Linked DNA regions of Homo sapiens: region 1 is linked to region 2. The links are chromatin contacts, found by Hi-C in ENCODE. All regions are on one chromosome and are shown on one strand. The core of a region is the stretch at or near the end of the contact, and the rest is flanking DNA. Distances in the headings are between cores, read along the strand shown. Region 1 has its middle 110 kb from the start of ASB9. Region 2 overlaps LOC105373133 (a long non-coding RNA gene).

What was found. Hi-C counts contacts between places; a loop is a spot of excess contacts on that map. Pooled maps may share reads with other maps.
Region 1: a map with no recorded cell type shows a loop between it and region 2 (5-fold over the local background). The contact joins two enhancer-like sites. A Hi-C loop is called at or near these places in 2 of 37 single-sample maps with no recorded cell type and 1 of 50 pooled maps.

The regions. Positions count from the first base shown.
Region 1 is chrX:15,157,543-15,160,242 of GRCh38, reverse strand. No RefSeq gene overlaps it. Among named protein-coding and RNA genes, the nearest start is that of ASB9, 110 kb to the left of the region's middle. Within about 2 kb of position 1,367, at least 4 of the 41 ENCODE cell types and tissues checked have a DNase peak (open chromatin) inside an H3K27ac peak, as active enhancers do.
Region 2 is chrX:13,078,126-13,080,825 of GRCh38, reverse strand. The region is part of intron 2 of LOC105373133 (a long non-coding RNA gene); the gene reads right to left. Among named protein-coding and RNA genes, the nearest start is that of FAM9C, 35 kb to the right of the region's middle. Within about 2 kb of position 1,390, at least 21 of the 41 ENCODE cell types and tissues checked have a DNase peak (open chromatin) inside an H3K27ac peak, as active enhancers do.

The sequences.
Region 1 (2,700 bases), core at 118-2,617, 2.1 Mb before region 2:
TTTGTTGGTAGGACTATTTTATTTTATTTTATTTTATTTTATTTTATTTTATTTTATTTTATTTTATTTTATTTTATTTTTTGGGACAGAGTCTCGCTCTGTTGCCCAGGCTGGAGTGCAGTGGCACAATCTAGGCTCACTGCAAGCTCCACCTCCCGGGTTCACGCCATTCTCCTGCCTCAGCCTCCCGAGTAACTGGGACTACAGGCGCCCACCACCACGCCCGGCTAATTTTTGTGTTTTTAGTAGAGAGACGGGGTTTCACATTGTTAGCCAGGATGGTCTCGATCTCCTGACCTCGTGATCCGTCCGCCTTAGCCTCCCAAAGTGCTGGGATTACAGGCGTGAGCCACCGCGCCCGGCCTATTTTATTTCTTAAATGTATGTTTGAGTTTTATTCTGGGGAGGCTGTTATTCCTTAATTTCTTGGGATTGTTTGTATCTGTCAATGACTGAATGGCTTTTTTGGCTTTGCTATTATGCCGTTCAAATTATACTAATGCACCTGTTAAGTTAAAGTGGTTATGCTTGTGGGCTCTCAGTAAATCAATTTTGCTGCTGAATAGTGAAGCAGTTCAGGGTTTCCATATTTCTGTGTCTATTTGGAAACCAGAAAAATGGATGTCTGGATATTTTGCAAAGTGTCTGATGATCCTATTTGTTGATTGAGAATGTTGCAGGCATGGGAAGAAAGGTTGCTTAGACTCTAAATTGTATGGCATGATTCTCAGTTACTGGCTCCAGCCATGAGCCAGATGCCTGATTTTTCTAGGAGATATGTAAATTCAATAATTTAAGATAGAAACTAATTCAGGACTCCATTGATTCATCTTGACTGTTTTGAAGAACTCATTTCACTAAAGGATGATGCCGGTGATGCTTGCTTTTACTCATCAACCTGTCCCCTCCTCCCCTATGTACTTCTTTCCCTGGAGACGTTCTGAGTGGTGTCTGAGTCAGTGATTCAGGACACTGCTGCCTACAGGGCAGGGTTTCCTAACCATCCTTTGTTGTGATGGGAGCTGTCCTGTGCACTGTAGGATGTTTAGCAACATCCCTGGCTTCAACCCGTTAAATGCCAGTAGCATGCCCCCTTCCAGTTGTGACAACCGAAAATCCCCAGACATTGCCAAATGTCCCCTGGTCCCTACTGAGAAGCACTCTTTAGGGAGAGAAGGTGTATCTGTGCTAAGTTGAGGTTTCCAGTGTTTCCTGTCTCTAAGATTGAAAGTAAATGAGCCTTAAGGGCAGCAACAGAAGCTCATAAGTACCTGCCACTGAGGAAGCCCCCTTGGTTGTCCTAAGAGGAAATGTGACTACCACATGACAAAGGTTCTTCTTAGAAGTTTGTTGGGCTGTTCACAACTTGCCGGCATGTAGGGAACAGCACCTGTTGTGTATCTCGGTTTTCTTGTCTACACAGGGAATAAAACGCTGCCCCTTAAACAAGTTTTATTTTGTTTTGCTTTTAGTTTCTTTTCTGCCTCATAGAGGACAACAAGCCTAGCAGCTTCTGGAAGATGAAGAACAATGTAAGCATCTGAATTTCATCCCTTCTCAGTTCTCTAGAGCTCTTAACCTTAATAGTTGGGAGCTTCCCTTTTTCAATAGTTCCTTTCTTAGGACCTTTGTCCAATCAAGTTAATTGGCTTACCACGGAAAGGCAGAAGAGCATGGTGACTAAGATAATAGACCCAGTTTAAAGCCTGGCTCTGCCACTCACTTTGTGTGACTTTGATTGGCTGTTTAATTTCTGGGTGGCTTAGGTTTCTTCTTTTAAAAATGCTGATAATAATATTACCATTCTTACATGATTGTTGAGAATTTTGAATGAGTTAATATCCTCATAGCACTTGGCATAGTGATGCAAGGAAAAATTTGTACTTCAGTGGTAACCCACATGCCTTTATCAATTTTGATTCTGTGGGAGTTCAGTTACGACTCTCACTTGTAGATAACTGACAGCAATGCAAAAGGATTCTTGTCTATAGACATGAAAATGTCCAATCATTCGTGTTGCAGTCATTGAATCCCTTTTATTTCACTGTTTCTCTCAGTAGAGGCCATGGGGAGCTGACATCTTTGGCTATTGTTCCTTTCAGTGTCTATGTAATAAATTGCCTGAATCTAAAAAGGATTCATGTTTCTTTACTGGTCAAATATGCCAGGCCTTGGCCTTACCTTGTGCTTGACAACCAGAATTTGAAATTAGGTTTCCCTGACTTTCCAAAGTCTATCTGTTTGTCACTGTATCTCTTTACACTCCTGGGTATTTTTTTCTTAATAGCCTGCCATCTTTTAACTATCCTTTTTTTGCAGTAAGATTTATGATTGAGTGTTAGTGTCCATCTGAAACAGAATGCACAAACATCTGTGGCCTCCATCCCAGCCTGTATTCCTTATCTACTGCTGCATAACACCTTACCCCAAAACTTAGCAGCTTGAAATAACACATGGTTTATGCGATCATGAATTTAGGCATAGCTTAGGTATATGGGTCCTCTGGTTTGGGGACTCTTACAACCCTGTAATTAAGGTGCCAATCAAGGCTATGATTTTTTCTTACCTGAAGCTCAAGTAGAAAAGGATCTGCATCCAAGCTCACTCACGTGGTTGTCATCAGGATTCAGTTCTTCAAGGGCGGCTGGACTGAGGCATCAGTTCCCTGTTGGCTGTTGGCCTGAGGCTTCCCTCGGTTCC
Region 2 (2,700 bases), core at 141-2,640:
GGCTTCTACTCTTGGAGAAATAGGGAACCATTGCAGATCTTACTTAATTATTATTTTTTACTGAGGTGAAATTCACACATCATAAAATTAACCATTTTAAAGTGAACAATTCAGTGGCATTTTTAGTGTATTCATAGCGTTGTGCAACCGACACCTCTATTTAGTTCTAGAACATTTTCATCACCTCAAAGGGATATTCCCATACCCATTGGCAGTCATTCCCCATCATCCCCTCCCCGTGGCCCCTGCCAACCACAGTTTGCTTTCTGTCTCTATGGATTTCCCTCTTCTGGACACTTCATATAAATGGAATCATATAATATGTGACTTTTGCGACTGACTAGTTTCACTTAGCATCATATTTTGGAGATGCATTTGTACCTTATTTCTTTTTATGGCTGAGCAATATTCTGTTGTATGCATATGCCATAATTTGTTTATTCATTCACCATTTAAAGGTCATTTGGGTTGTTTCCACTTTTAGCTATTGTGAATAGGGCTACTATCATCATTGCAGGCTTTTAAGTAGAAAAGGGACATTATCTCACTTCTATTTTATACAACACATACAGGGCTATTTTATGAGTCACCTACTAACCCAAATTAGTAAATTCATTGTAAAATGGCAAAAATAAGTAAATAAATAAATGCTTCTCCCATCAGTGCCACCCCTTTGCCACATGCTACCACCTGCTTTGACTGCTTAAAAGATCTTCTTCCAACACAACCATTTTTTAAAATTCTATAATTTCTCCCCCTTCCATTGGTGATTAAAGGCCAAGCAACTGTTAAATGTAAGGCTGTCCCCATTATCCAAAAAATTAATGTTTTCCAAAATTGACACAGGAATTTTTGAGAAAGATAGGCAGTAACTATTAAGAATGAAAATTCTCCAACTGAAAGGGGAAATCATTTTTGCTTGAAAATATAGATGTGGGCCAGGTGCGGTGGCTGATGCCTATAATCCCAGCACTTTGGGAGGCTGAGGCGGGTGGATCACAAGGTCAGGAGTTCAAGACAAGTCTGGCCAAGATGGTGAAACCCCGTCTCAACTTAAAAAAAAAAAAAAAAATTAGCCGGTGGTGGGCACCTGTAATCCCAGCTACCTGGGAGGCTGAGGCAGAGAATTGTTTGAACCCAGGAGACGGAGATTGTGGTGAGCCGAGATTGCGCCACTGCACTCCAGCCTGGGTGACAGAGCAAGACTCTGTCTCAATTAAAAAAAAAAAAAAAAAACAGATGCATTAAATGCATCGTGGTATACTGACCTAAATCCTGAAAGAGGATAATGACAGCACCCAGGCCCTGAGCTTCTTTGACCGCATTTTCCCTTCTCTACCAAAACATTCAGGGGCCTACAACCTGCCAGGCAGTGCTTGCTGGCAGGGAGCAAGTAATCATGATATTAATACATTCTCCCCTCCACCAGAAGGCAGCTGTGAAAACAAACTGGGGCCCCAGAGACTTGGTGCCCAGGAAAGCCAATTCCCATGCATCGAAAGTCTTTCCACCAGTTTGAAAGGAGCTCCCAGCTCCCTGGCTTTGCATCAGCCAACGATTTCTGAGTCACAGAAATCATTTGGATAAGGAAAATTAGAGGTGTTCTGGGTGACGCCATCTCCCCACTCTGCATGTGCCTGGTCTGGTTGGAAAGGCTGCGGGAGGCCCTGCTGAACTCCAGATGAAAACGCCGAAACTGAAAGCACTTCCCTTCTTCAGCAGAAAGCCTCCCTCAGAGTTCCTCCCAGGCAATTGCTCGTTAAAAAACCAGAGGCTGGAGCAAAAGGAATCTGAGAGATTTCTGGCCTCAGCAGCCTCTGCATGAGCTCTGGAGAAACAGGGCATGTCTTTGAGACTCCTAGAACAGGTTGGGCCCAGGGCAGGATCAGGACGGGGCAGTGGGAGGCTGAGAGGAGAGGGAGGGAAAGGGAAGAAAGAGAAGCACCTCCCAGAATCTTAACCCAGGAGCAGTCGGATTAAAGTCAGCCAGCCTTGAAGAGGAAAGTATACCCCCAAACACGGCCTCAGTCTCCAGCCTCCATCTCCAGCCTCCATGCCCTCTTGGCTGGAAGAAGGAAAGTGGGGAGAGAGGTGCAAGGTGAGGAATGAAGCCACAGGCCAATGTGGAGTTTAGGGCATCCTGGGCTGATAACTATATATGTAACCTCTGACGAAAAAGTAATTCTCAGAGGGATTCAAAAGAAGCCAGGACTTGCTCCAGGGATCTCTCCCCCAATTCCCCCAATTTGGAGGAAGAAGAAAGGATCCTGCTTAAGAAAGGATCCTTTTCTAAGCATAGGTTGAAAGTTTGCAAACTACAGCTGTTTGCACCATCCCATAATTGGAGCCGTCTACACTACCCCTACACTTGCTGTGTGAAATGTGGCTCTGAGAAGTCCAAATGCATTGACCACACTGACTACAAATAATTCCGCTTCCTTATACCTCTCAGCCTTGGCCCATGTTGTGTCCTGTGTTCCCTCCCACGCTCTATCCCCACTCCCACCAGCCTGGTCAACATTGTCCCGCAAGTCTCAACTTTTATATTAACTCCTTGGGGAATTTTCCCTGCTTTCTCCTCCCCTTCTCTGCCACAGAAAACACACCCAACTAGATTAGGTACCCATTTTGAGCACCCTGTACTTGCCCTTCTCAGACCCTCTATCACACTGTATTCTAATGTTATACCTCCACTATTCA